Linked DNA regions of Homo sapiens: region 2 is linked to region 1. Evidence: chromatin loops called from intact Hi-C (ENCODE). Cell type or tissue: thyroid gland. All regions are shown on one strand. Each heading gives the region's core, and the rest is flanking DNA. Links, peaks and the distances in the headings are about the cores only.

Region 1 (10,667 bases), core at 7,609-10,108:
TGGGACTATAGGCACCCACCACCACACCCGGCTAATTTTTTGTATTTTTAGTACAGATGGGGTTTCACCATGTTAGCCAGGATGGTCTCGATCTCCTAACCTTGCGATCCGCCCGCCTTGGCCTCCAAAAGTGCTGGGATTACAGGTGTGAGCCACCGCGCCTGGCCTGCTTGTTCATTTTCTTAAAAGTGGATGATGGTGAGTATAACATTAAAATGGCGTATTTAATAGGATACACCTGGAGAGTGTTCTACAATAGCTTTGTATTAAAATATTAATAATATGCCAGAAATTATATCCTTTGTAATGACTTATACTTTTTTTTTTTTGAGACAGGTTCTTACTCTGTCACCCAGGCTGAGGTGCAGTGGATCTATCTCGGCTCACTGCAGCCTTGACCTCCCAGGCTCAGGTGATCATTCCACCTCAGCCTCCTGAGTAGTTGGGACTATAGGCACATGGCACCACGTCCAGCTAGTTTTTGTATTTTTTTTGTAGAGACGAGGTTTCACCATGTTGCCCCGGCTAGGCTTGAACTCCTGGCCTCAAGCGATCCACTCGCCTCGGCCTCCCAAAGTGCTAGAATTACAGGCATGAGGTACTGAGCCTGGCTTGACTTATAATTCTGATGAAAATGTTCAATGTCAACTTAAGAATGGGCAAGGGAGCACATGGGCTTTTGGAATTCTTTTTTTTTTTTTTTTTGAGACGGAGTCTTGCTCTGTCACCCAGGCTGGAGTGCAGTGGCGTGATCTCGGCTCACTGCAACCTCCGCCTCCCGGGTTCAAGCGATTCTCCTGCCTCAGCCTCCCAAGTAGCTGAGATTACAGGCATGCACCAACACGCCCAGCTAATTTTGTATTTTTAGTAGAGATGTGGTTTCACCGTGTTGGTCAGGCTGGCCTCGAACTTCTGACCTCAAGTGATCTACCCACTTCGGCCTCCCAAAGTGCTGGGATTACAGGTGTTAGCCACTGCGCCCGGCCACTTTTGAAATTCTTTCAGGAGATTCCCGAGTGAAATGTCTGAAGACTGCTGCCTTGGGAACAGGAGCCACGGGACACTTTCTGCCTCCGGCTGCCGGCGGGTAACTCGGGCCTGGATGGACTTCCCTGCCAGCTTGTTTCCCAAATTGCCGCGCGGGCCCAGAAAAGAGATGAGAGCATAAACCCCTAGGGGGCGCAGTCCCCAGGATCCCTGTCTTCATGGAGTGGGGCTCATGGGGTCAGGGCTTGGGTCAACTCCACTCCATAGCACGAAATGACTTCCTGGAGTCACGTGCGTGGGGGAGGCTTAGCCCCTGAAGGAGAGCCACCTCTCTTCAGTGACTGATTGACTGTGCACGTGAAATATTTTATTTTTTCTATTTACTCTCACAGATTTGGGTTTTCCCTCCTCTCATCCTTCTCTCCCAGCCACACTCAGGCCTGGGGCTCCATTCTGCTGCCCACAAGGTACGAAGTGGGTTAGAAGCAGCAAGGGGACCCACAGGCAAAAATACTCCTGGGAGACAGTGGCGAGGGGCACATGTTCCCCGGGGCTACTAGGAAGTGGCCCCAGATAACGTCTCAGCTGATGACAGACTTTTAATCACTAAAAGGTAAACACTAATGTGCAGGAATCCTGTTTGTTTGCTCACAGATGTACCTGACACACAGTAAGTGCTCAGTAAATGTTTGTAGAGTGACTGAATGTTTGCTGGACCTCCTGCCCCTCATTCTACACAGAGAAAAGCTAGGCTGACAAAGGTGAAATGATTTGTTGAAGGTCAATGGAAACCTAGGGCTAAGCCGGGACAAAAACCAAGGTCCACTGATGCTTCCTGGGCCCTAGAGTCTTGAGGAGGTGCAGCTCCCTGTTCTGCCCCCAAGACTGGCCTCAGTCCTGCCTCTCCCCCTCCCCAACCTAACCCTGGCGGCAAGGCGGGGCTCCCCTCGGGCCCAGCCTCCTCGCCATCCCTGGGACCCCGCACACTCACAGGTGGCAGTCTGTGGGTCTCTGCTTCTCTCTCCTCCTCTTCCCCCTGCCCTTGGGTCTCCTCCTGCAATAAGCCAAGCGTCAGGACAAGGTGGCTGGGGAACCCCATGCTAGGACAGAGGCTGGCAGGCCCGAGAATAGCCCCGAGCCCCAGCCAAACCACTTACCTTTCCGGCTTCATCTTCTCCCGCAGAGGCCTAGGGAAACAGACAGAGAGAGGGGCAGAGGAACGTTAGGAAAGCAATAAGTGGGGCTCCCTGCCGCCCGGACAGGTCCCCTCCGACATCCCCAGTCCTGGTCCTGCAGCTGACACTGAGGCCACTAGGGGGTAGCATGGAGTTGGCAAGGGAGAGGTGGCCAGAGCCTCAAGGCTTCACTCCCACTCCAGGCTCTGGTGACCCCACCACGAGAGGGACAAATCAACCTCCTGGGGACCCCTGCCACCCGCTTCTGCACTTCTCAGCCTCTTGGCATCAAATTTGGTTGTTTCTGTCTGTTCTCTGTTGCTTTTTCTTTCTCACTTTCTTTGCTGCTTTTTTCCGTTCCTTCCAGGGTGCATTCTGGGAATTTCCTCAGGGACAGGAGATGATGGCCAGACAGCGGACTGGCTGCCTGTCAGGGCACAGCCCCACTCCATCCGGAACAACATGGGGAGTGAGCGACGGGGTGGGAGGAAGGAGGGAGCATCAGCCCTGAAGTCACCAGGCATGTCTGGGCTCTGCCTCCCAGGGCTGTGGCTGTTGGCCCAGAAGCAAGAAGAAAGGTGTCCCTGTTGCCTGGCCCCTGGCAGGGGATAGGGCCTCAGTCTTCACTGGGAACAGTGGGTAGAGACATGGGACAGCATGGTAGCAGTCAGCTTTGGGGCCAGGACATGCTACCCTCAGCTGGTTCCTCCCTTGGGAGCCAGGGCAAGGTACCAGGGCCTCTTGGGACTGTCTGGTTGTACCTCTCCATATTGGGCAAGTGACAGACACTCTTGGAACCTCAGTCTCTTCATCTGCCTGCCCCAAAAGAGTGGCTGTCAGGGCAAAGGGGATGGAGAAGGTGACTCTGGGTCACCACCCAGCATTGCACCCAGGAGGGTTCATTACCGAGCTCTTGTTATATGGCTAAGCTCTGGCTTGGAGGGATGGGTGGAAACAAGTTGAGGCAGGGTCTCCAACACTCCAACAAAAGGGGCAGCCATAGCCCTGCCCAGGAGGCAAGGCTAAGCCTGGGGGCTATTAGAAAAGTGGTCATGGCCATGAAAGGTAGCCTGAAAAACGAAGGCTTACGAGTTAGGTCAGGGCCCAGAATCCCTCCTCCCACACTCACTAGCTGTGATAAATCATGAAACTGTATTGAGCCTTGATTTTCTCATCTGTAAAATGGGGATGACAATAGGGCCTACCTCCCAGGGTTGTTATGAGAGCAGGAACCTTGCTCACCACTGCATCCCATCAGGACAATGCCTGGCATGTGGTAGGTGCTCAATAAATGTATGTGACTAAATGAGAAACATTCAAGTGCCTCCTGCGGGGCTAGGCACAGAATAGGTACACAATAAGTGGTAGTCTTCCCTCCTGCCGCCCCTGGCTAGGGCTCTGGACTTCTAGTCTGGTGCCTTCATCCATGGCCCAGTAGTACCAGGAGCAGCAGCTCAGCCCATTTCTCTCTTCCCTGAACCTAGCTGGCAGTGCCAGGCCTGTTGCTCCTGCTAACCAATGTTCCAAGTGCCCCCAGCACAGGCAGCAAGACTGGTGCTGGTCAGAGGCTCTGTGGATTGGGAGGGGCCGTAGAGGGGTGCTGCAACATCAAGGAAGCCACAGTGTCACTCTTCTTCTGCCCCTTTTCTCCTACCCGAGCTTGTCCTTCTTGCTGCTTCTCAGCCCCGTTTGCCCGCTCCTGTGGGCACACAGCTTGCCCCAGAACGAAGTTCAGACTTGCAATGTCTTTGCCTCCAGGCACCTCTTTCAGAGGCCCGTGGCAGCTGCCTCCCATCCCAGAGAAGGGGAACGACACGCACCGAACCCCTGCGAGGCTGGGAGGGACCCACCCTCTCTCTTCCCTTGCAGTATCTCAACAGCTGTACCCCAGCTGCTGGGACCAGCTCCCTTGGCAAAACTGGCTGGTGGGGGGACAAAATGAATGGTAGCCACCCCTGGTCCTGCCCTCTTGGTCTCCCTCAGTCTGGAAAAAAGTTCAGCCCGCAGCGGGGATGGGCAGCCTTTGCCTCTGCCCTGGGACCCATCTTTGCTGAGGCTGCCAAGAGGACGGGGGCCTTTCCTTGCTACCCACCCGACCCCGGAGACCTACCGGCATTCGCAGCGAACGTGCTGAGAGAACGTCAGCTCCACGTAGGAGGGCCGGTCCCCAGAACGGATCTTTAGGAGCTGAAGGAAGAAAGAGTTGATGCCTGGATTGGGGAGTGGCCCACGAGTTTCCGGCACTCTTCTCTCTCTCCTTGTAAGGAGAACCCGACTCTGTTTCCTGCTAGCCTGTGGACTACAGGCCCTCACTCCACTCTGAACGTGGGGCAAACAGCTCTCTCAGCTGCATGGGGATCTGAGGGAGGCCCCTGTCCCTCCCTGCCCGGGAGCACTAGCACAGCAATAGCACAGGAAGGGGGCTCATGTTCTGGAGTCAGAGAGACCCGTGTTCAGATCTTGACTCTTTTACCTGCTGAACAAGTGAAATAACATCTCTGAACCTTGAGTTCCCCATCCGTGAAATGGGAATGACACCAGCCTTGAAGGATTGAATGACACACCACTTGTGGCACGCCTAGGACAGTGCTTGGCATTACTCAGTAAGTGCTCAGTAAACCACTGCGTGTGTGACATGTAAGCTGCACTTGCTTGAAAAGGGACCAAATGCTCCTGGTGTCAACAGGGACTTTATACAAGCAGATTTCTTTCCAGCTTTAACTAGACACCCTGAGTCTTGGGATAGGACTCAGCGTGAGGCTGAGAATGCTGGTGGGGGTGGAGATGAGTGGGCTCAGAGCCATCGGAGGGCTTAGGAAGAAGAGGCCCTGGGCTGGGGTGGTAGGAGCACTGGCCTGGGAGTCAGGCTCCAGCCCTGGGACCTGGGCCTATCTTCTTCCCTCTCCAGGTACCTTCTAGTGGGCAGATTCGGTGGCCCCCTGGGCAGGGTATGGACCTACCTGCATGGTGACATTGGCCGTCTCCACCGGCACACAGTGCAGATTCTCATCGCCGCAGCAGCCGGTGCAGCGCAGCAGGGAGACACAGGATGGGCTGAACATGTGCTCCACCTCGCTGGGGTACTCGGACACGACGTCCACCAGCCTCTCCAGCGCCCGGCAGTAGCTGCGGCCCCACACTTCCTGGAAGGGTACCACTGCGAGGAAGCAAGGGGGCTGGGTCAGGCCAGCAGAGACCTGCCCCTTGAAGCCCTAAACCTGGCTCCCAAGGCCCTGCTGGCCTTCCAGGTTCAGCCCCCAGCCCCATCCGAGCTCCCTCAACTCTGAACTCCTAATGTGATCCCTCCGAAATGCCTGCGGGCCCCTTAGCTCATCTGCTGGATGGAAATCCCCATGGAACAGAATCTCTCAGGGTCCCAAGCTTTGCTCTGTCCTCAACTCAGGCACCCACGTCTGCCTTGGCTCCCTGGAGCTTTGAGGATTGTAGCCCCGGCAGCTACCCAGGCCCTCTGGATCTTTCTCAAGCCTGACCCGGTGCTTCCTCCAACTTGGAGAACTTGCAGAAAACAGTCATTCCTGGAGTCATGCAGGGAGGGTTGGCCTTCCCTTATTCCTCTGCTCAAACACCTTCCACGGCTCCCTCATTTCCTGCCCCACTCTGTGCCAGCTCCTCTGCCTGGCAACCAAGACCACATCCAGCAATGTGGCCCGACCCTCCTCTCCACTGAGTCCAACCAGCGCTCACACTGAGCCACGGCAGCACCACATTCACTCCCAGCTCTGGCTTGTGCACTCTGCAGCCCGTACAGCTGCTCTTCTTCCCCCTCCTCTCATTTCTATCCAAATAAAGTCCACCCGCCATTTTCCACGACCTGCCTCCCCACCTCCTCTTTGAAGACTTCCCCAGCAATTCCAGTGCACACAGATGAGCCTCCCTTGAGCACTGCTTGGCCTCTGGCCTCAAGGGGTTGCCTTATCTCCGGCACTGCTTGCTCTTATCTCCTTTACAACCAACTCGAGGCTCCATGAGGGCAGAGATGGACGTACCCGTAAACACAGGCTAAGTCACTCCTGGTTGATTAGATGACATTTCACTGAGGATCATCCGGGTCATCCCTGACCTCACGATGTCCTGGCGATCGTGAATGGGATCTTTTGGGGGCTGATCTGGAATCCCTCAAAAGATGCTGCTCTTTCGGGGGAAGGCCTAGGACCAGGCCCCAAATAGAGGCTCACAGGGAGAGTGGCCAGAGTCAGACACCTGGCTTCCAGTCCTGGCCCTACACTGGCTATGTGACCTTGGGGAGATCACTTAACCTTTCTGGATAGATCAGTTTCCTCAGGTGGGAAAAAAGAAGGTTGGGAATAAATGGTTGCTAAGGTCTTTCCCTCTCTGACCAACCGCCTGTGAATCAGTGCCTGCAACCCAGCCCAGCCCAGAGACCATGGACAGAGAAACACCCCCAGGCCTGGGTCATCCTGCTCTGCATCTGATGGTCATCCTCAGCTAGTGGGGAAGAATGGGGAGCTGGGGGTCCTGCAGCCTCTGCCATGGAACAATGGCCTCTCCCAGCAACCCCTCATTTCTTCCATGCCTCTGCCTAGGAGGCAGAAGGGGCCAAAGTCCATTCCACTGAGCCTATGAGGACATGAGCCTCCTGGTAATCTCGGAAGAAAAATAAACTTCAGTCCTAGCAGAGGCCCTCGGGAAAGGCTGCAAACTGGTGGAAAATACCCAGAGGCGGTGTGTCCATGTGGAGCTGGCTAGGCAGTCATAGAGGCAATAAACAGTGTTATCTGCTTGTTTGCTGCTCCATTCTGCTCCATTCTGCCGTGCTCTGCTTAGAGGGCACTAGGGCCTAGGGGCTGGTGGTGGGGGGAATCCATAGGCCTCCTCTGACTCTACCACTCCGCGCCACTGGATACTGCCCCGGAACCCAGTGGGAAACAAGGCCTCTCTCCCCAAAGGCGCCCAAAGTGCAGGGAAGCCTGCCTTTGCAATCCTGGGTCAGAGAGCACCTCCCTATCACCAGCTCCTTGAGCTGTGTGTTTAGTTTAAAATCTTCATGAGCACTACGTGACTCTGAACGTTTAATCTCCACCTTGGAAAACATAAATAACAGCAGAGGAATAATGAGCTGCCAAAGCACCACAGAAGACTCAGGTTCCTGCCCTGGGACCAGCCGTCAGCGAGGGGACAGCAGCAGAGAAGGGGCACCCCAGCCCCCTCCATCCTGCAAACAGACACCCACCCAGCTGGGCTGCGGGGCCATGGCCACCTTTGGCAGAACTGGCTGGGCCTCGGCAGCAGAAGAAGGGATTTCCTTTCCTCACCCCACATCCCACCATGCAGGTTCCGGGTCCCTGAAACCCTGGAATCTGCCACTTTCCCAGCCCTGTGGCCGAACTGTGTTGGGGGAGGGCTGAGAAGGAGGTGGGCTGGAGCCTGGTTTACCTGGCAGCCACCAGGAAAGGGCAATTCATCCCTGAAGGCCCCGCTATGGGTGTGTGGGAGAAACAAAAGGGGCTGGGTGAGGGGCCGGGCTGAGGGAGTACAGTGACCGCTCCCAGATGTGGGCTGTGTCCCTCAGGAAAGAGCTCTGCTCAGCTGTCCCCGAGAGCACTTCCGCTGGCCCCAGACCTGCTCCGGGAGGGGGTGGAGGTGAGAGCAACGGGAAGCTGTGGCCCCCTCAGGGCCCCCTCAGGCACTGCCAGGGCTGGGTGGTCCCCAGGGCTGCTCCTGAGGCTGCAAGTGTGCCCTCAGCTCTCTCGCCAGCCCTGTGAGTGAGCCTCCCACCTGCCTACCTACCACCTGGGATGGGGGAGACCCCAGGAGAGAAATGCTTAATCCTGAGAGCAAGTTTCTGTGGAGGGCACTGGAGACGGGCCACAGGGCTGGGCAGAGCCACTGGCCACCAGCCCAAGCCCACAAGTGTCCTCTCCATGGTCACTGGCAGGGCACACAGACAGCCTGCCACAAGGGACACCCTGCTCATGCCCGCTCAGCCACGGAGCTATTGGGAGCACTTGGTTCTGCCAGATCCATGAGGAGTGTCTGAGGCTTGGGGCGACCCCCAGGGCCTCTCTGAGCCTCAGGGCCTGCCTGCATCTGTAAAAATGGAGTACAACCCCTTCCTACTTCACAGCCTGTGGTCAAAACAGAATGACAGAAAATGCCTAACATTGTTACCGTGAATAGTAATAGTAAAAATCAATGCCCATGGCTGGCCATGCTGTCTCTGGCTGTGGTGTTAACAGGTGGGGATGCCATTTTCAGATTTTGAGAGCTGGGGTGCAAAGCTCGTTGTACTTCTCCCGGTCAGATTGCAGACTCCCTGATTGATAAGTGTGACAGGAGAGCTGACCTAATGAATCTACACTTCCAGGCCTCCCCACCTCAAATCCTGGGTGATATGTACACCCATTTCTCCTCCCTGGAGTCAGAGGACAAGTCCCTTTTTCAATCTCGGAAAAAGAAGAAACCATAGACATCATGTAGCCAAGGCTCCCATTTTACAGATGAGAAAACTGAGGCTAAGGCATCTTTGGTAGCTGTGGCCTGACCTACACTAAAAGCACCAAAAAGGGCATAGTGTGGAGGTAGGGGATGGGTCCTTCCCCAAATCCCAAGGAGCATAATGTTGTGCTGGTTCCAGAGGCACAGCAAGGGAGGCATCCATGAGGTCAAGGGCAGCTACCTCCTCTACCTGCTCAGGGGTCTAGGGGCCTAAGCCTTAGGTGTCAGAGTATGGCCAGGCCCGGGAGAGGCGGGCTGCCAGGCAGGCAGCCCAGCAGAGGGTGTTCCCAGCACGCAGATGGCTATCACGCGTGTGCGTGTGCATGTCCCTACATGCCCACTCTCCCATGGCGCAGGGGAAACCTCAGCGGTGGTGTGTGGCCACTTTGCACGTCTTGGAGAGGCAGGGAGGGAGGAGCGAGGTAGGGGGCCTGGCATGGGCCTCCTGCCTTCTGTACATATGTCTCTTTGGCAAACGTCTCGTTGCCCTTTGAAGACTCCCTCTTGATGCAACCAGGGCGGGGAGTGGAGGGGCCAGGGAGGGCGCGACTATGTTCTGTCTGTTTATAATCAATGGAAACGCATGGTCAGATCCCGGCAGTTCCACCAGGGCTGGGCTGCTGGGGAGGGCCCCTCACCCATTCCTGATCCTCTTGACTGCCCACTGCATTCAGCTCCCAGACCCCCATTCTGGCCCCTGGCACTCACTCCCCACCCTGTCCTCCAAGACCCCATCCATACCCTTAAATCATGCTGGGGAAGGGCTCTGAGCCAGCTGGATGAACCCTGGCTATACTGGCCCCAGCCCCACTCTCCGTGTGCTGGTGACTCCAGCCCACACCTCTCTAGTCTCTGGGTCACCATGAGGGGATCTCTTAGGCCCTGCCAAAGTCATCACCCAGCATGTCTAGCTTGTAGGCTCTCCCCAGCTTTTATCAACCTGCACCCACGCTTCATGCCACACCTGGGCTTGGGAGAAAGGAAGAGAGGGGCTTGGGGAGCATGCGTACCCCCAGCCTGGCCAGCTTACCTTCCACCTCTGACGAGCCGTTCCCAGCAGACAAGGCCCACTGCTATGGACAGAAAAGTGCAGAGGTGAGCTGGGGGTACCTTGGAGCTCTGCACTCTTGGGCCAAGTGTGATGGCAAGAAGGTAGGGGCCCCTCTGGGTTCCTTCCCACTTGCTGCACATGCTCTGCCCTGTCTCAGAGCAGCCTGAGTACCACTAAAAACTCACTGGACCCTGGGTAGGTTAGGTCCCACCCCTCTCTGGCCTCAGTTTTCCTCATTTGGAAAAGGATGGGAGGCTAGAAGCTTTTGGAGACCCTTGGCCTGCTGCATCCCAAAGATCTTCCAATCCTGCGGGTCTGCCTTCTACCCAGCCCCCAGGCCAACCCTGCTGGGCCCTGCACAGCCCGCCTTGGCTGGGTGCCAGAGCCCAGGGGGAGGTGATCAGCTGGTGGGAGCTGAGGGGCTGGAGCGGGTGGCGCCATGAGCTGGTGCAGCCGGTAACGTTACACCTCTGGCCAGCCCTGCAGCAGGCAGGCGGGTGGCTGGGCTGCTCGGACTCCTCAGGGACTGCCCAGCCCACTCCTACTCTTGGGCTGGGGCTGGGGACTCCCAGGGCAGTGGGACAACGCAGTGGGAAGGCAGTTCATTGGCTTTGTCAGGATTTCACTGCCCAAGCTGGCTCCCAGCCAGACTCACCCGGCTCCTGGGAAAAGGGCCCTGCTCACTTCCCCAGGCCCTGCACTCAGGACCTCCGGCCACCCACCCAGGAGAAAAGGCACAGCGAGACCCCTTGTCTCGTCCCCAGCCCACCCAGGAGCCCACGGCTCAGTCCTGAGCCCTGGTGGGGGCAGGGCCAGCCTCCCCACCAACAGCTTCTTCAGCTGGCTCCTCCGCCACCCCCACCAGGCCAGGTCAGAGGTCCTGGGGACGCCTGGTTGGCCATGGGGCCTCGACCCTGACCACAAGGCCAGGGACCCGCCTGGGATTAGTGGACAGATGCTTTTAGCAAAGCCACCAG
Region 2 (2,627 bases), core at 128-2,627, 56 kb after region 1:
GTGCTTGAGGACCTGACCAAGTCCATGTTAATTTGTTCTGAGACAAATATATTTTAGATTTGTTGGGGCTATTGTGGGTTGGATCATTTAGCATTGTCTGGGTTTGGCTTTGCATGCTGTTTGAGATATAGACAACAACCAGTTGGGAAAATGTACCTGTTTTCCTGCTATAAGGAGTCATTTTGGTGAATTGACTCCCAAAGGAAGCAGGTTGTGAAATGTTCCTCCTTAGAAAACTCACCTGTAGCCTGGATAGTCTCATGTCTTGGGGTTCTTTTCTCTGGCTTCTTCTGAAGGCAGCAGCTCAGCTCATTACGCGTGCAGCCTCATCAGCAAGGGTGGCCTTACACACCATCTGAGAGCAACGCATAGTAGTTGGTTGGGGTCCTAGTTCCTCTTGGAAGTTGATTGACTTCATCCCTTTATTTAAATAAACATTCAATCTTCAAGAAATAGTTATTGAGCACCTACAATGTATCCAGCACTCTTCTAGGCACTGAAGATAAAACAATGAATGAAAAAGATAAGGCCCTGTTCCCACACATTCTATTGTGGAAGACAGATGAGAAAGTATCAGGTCATGGGATGCCTGAGGACAAGCAAGGCTGATGTGGTAGAAAGTGGCTAGGGGCCTGAGATTGAGGAAGGGTCTTAATGAGATGACATTTCAGCTGAGTCCTGAATGAACAGAGTCCACCATATGAAGATCATAGTTTTCTATGAGCTGGTGCAGGGGCTTAGCCAGTTAGAAAAGGATGGCCATACATGGCTAGACAGTAATGAGCAAGGGGGAGAGTGGTCCAAATTGTAATTCATGTGGTGTGTCAGGGAGGGCCCAGATCTTAAACTTCAATCCTGAGTTTGAATTTTATTCTGAGGGCTGTGCAGAGGCATGGGAGAGTTGTAAGCAGGGATTGTCATGATCTGAAGTCATCTCTTCTGGTTTGCATTTTTCCATAGCTTCCCGTCCTTGGGGAGCTAATATGCCTGCATTCTCGAGCCTGGAATCTATATGCTACTTAATTATGAGAGAGGGAGCCTCAGTTTTACCTTTAGCATGTGTGCTTGCCTTTCAGGGGACATTCTGGAGAAGGTCAGCGTGCATTGCCCTGTGTTTGACTACGTTCCCCCAGAGCTCATTACCCTCTTTATCTCCAACATTGGTGGGAATGCACCTTCCTACATCTACCGCCTGATGAGTGAACTCTACCATCCTGATGATCATGTTTTATGACCGACCACACGTGTCCTAAGCAGATTGCTTAGGCAGATACAGAATGAAGAGGAGACTTGAGTGTTGCTGCTGAAGCACATCCTTGCAATGTGGGAGTGCACAGGAGTCCACCTAAAAAAAAAATCCTTGATACTGTTGCCTGCCTTTTTAGTCACCCCGTAACAAGGGCACACATCCAGGACTGTGTCTTGCCTTTCAGATCTTAACAGAGCAGCAGGGCTTAACTTGTTGATTTTGGAGCCTCTTAGTGACCTGGTTGCGTCTGTGTCAGGAACTTAAACTTTCTGGTTCAGTAGTGTGTTAAACATAACACTGAATACCTTACTGGGATACAGATTTTTGCTCAGAAATGGCTATGACACTTTTTCTAGGCTCTACCAATAAAAGCCACTTGAAGGTTCCATAGTTGGTTTATTTATTGTCCTACTCTGACAGAACTGCTTGAAACAGCAGCAGCAGAGCCTTTTTTGTGTTTGCATAGAGGGCTGTAGTTAGCGGGAAAAGTGTACAACATGGTAGTACTGGCCAGATGCAGTGGCTCCCACTTGTAATCCTGGACTTTGGGAGGCTGAGGTGGGAGGCTTGTTTGAGGCTTGTTTGAGGCCTGGAGTTTGAGATTAGCCTGGCAACATAGCAAGATCCTGTCTCTACAAAAAAATATTTTAAAAAATTAGCCAGACATGGTGGCACATGCCTGTGGCCTCGCTATGCTGGAGGCTGAGGTGGGAGGATCACTTGAGCCCATGAGTTCAAGGCTTCAGTGAGCTATCATTGTACCACTGCACTCCTGCCTGGATGATAGAGCAAGACTCTGTCTCTAAAAAAATAACAAGTACAAATGAAAGTATAGTTTCCTTTACAATTCACTGCTCCTGGCCCCAAAGTTTGTTCATAGTCTAAAACAGTAGTTCCAAAACCTCGCTGATCATCAGAATCACCTGAGAGTGATTCCGATCACTCACTCACACAGTCTTGGGTTTCATCTCAGTCCTACTGCATCTGATCTCAGGGTTACTACCTGGGAATCTGTTTAAAGCTTCCCAGAAAAGGATAGTCTCATGTAGTGTTTATAGGACTATAAATTGGTACAGCCTTTTAGAGGGCAATTTGGAAGCTGTATTTCTAGAATTATTTGTACAAGCAAAAAGATTTATACAGAGTGTTCAGTGTAGTAGTTGTAATGTCATAGCCTAAGTGTCCAGCAATAGGAGAAAGGTTAAGTATTGACAGTTACACCGTGGAACATTATACATGGCAATAGAAGTTTCAAAAGGATGGCTGGAGGGGCAGTGTCTGGATTGAAGGCATTTGGGCTGGTTCACTGCATTTAATGTGAATTTGTTACCAATATTTAAAAATCTGGAGATTGCACATTTCAAAAATTCAGATTTCT

Evidence for each region. A loop is a pair of places that touch in the nucleus more often than their neighbours do. Peaks named below come from ENCODE experiments on the same cell type or tissue, not always from the same donor. Only the 100,000 strongest peaks of a DNase experiment are listed, where the experiment ranks them.
Region 2: it touches region 1 in a loop (3-fold over the local background); 64 of 110 quality-filtered maps call a loop at or near these places.

What each region holds. Positions count from the first base shown.
Region 1 is chr14:74,944,235-74,954,901 of GRCh38, forward strand. It overlaps PGF (placental growth factor), which reads right to left. Exons shown (of 7, transcript NM_002632.6): 2 at 9,670-9,712; 3 at 5,123-5,319; 4 at 4,273-4,349; 5 at 2,145-2,174; 6 at 1,979-2,041. It overlaps LOC107984690 (a long non-coding RNA gene), which reads left to right. Exons shown (of 3, transcript XR_001750826.3): 1 at 1-198; 2 at 1,006-4,765; 3 at 5,071-5,993. Among named protein-coding and RNA genes, the nearest start is that of PGF, 6.0 kb to the right of the region's middle. RefSeq lists a silencer at 2,225-2,274. In thyroid gland, for the core only: a CTCF peak has its summit at 8,866; DNase peaks (open chromatin) are centred at 8,107, 9,137 and 9,707; H3K4me3 peaks cover 966 bases; H3K27ac peaks cover 2,500 bases.
Region 2 is chr14:75,007,955-75,010,581 of GRCh38, forward strand. It overlaps EIF2B2 (eukaryotic translation initiation factor 2B subunit beta), which reads left to right. Exons shown (of 8, transcript NM_014239.4): 8 at 1,077-2,627. The coding sequence ends at 1,234. Among named protein-coding and RNA genes, the nearest start is that of EIF2B2, 6.3 kb to the left of the region's middle. In thyroid gland, for the core only: no CTCF peak of the experiment used is centred there; a DNase peak (open chromatin) is centred at 1,427; H3K27ac peaks cover 2,318 bases.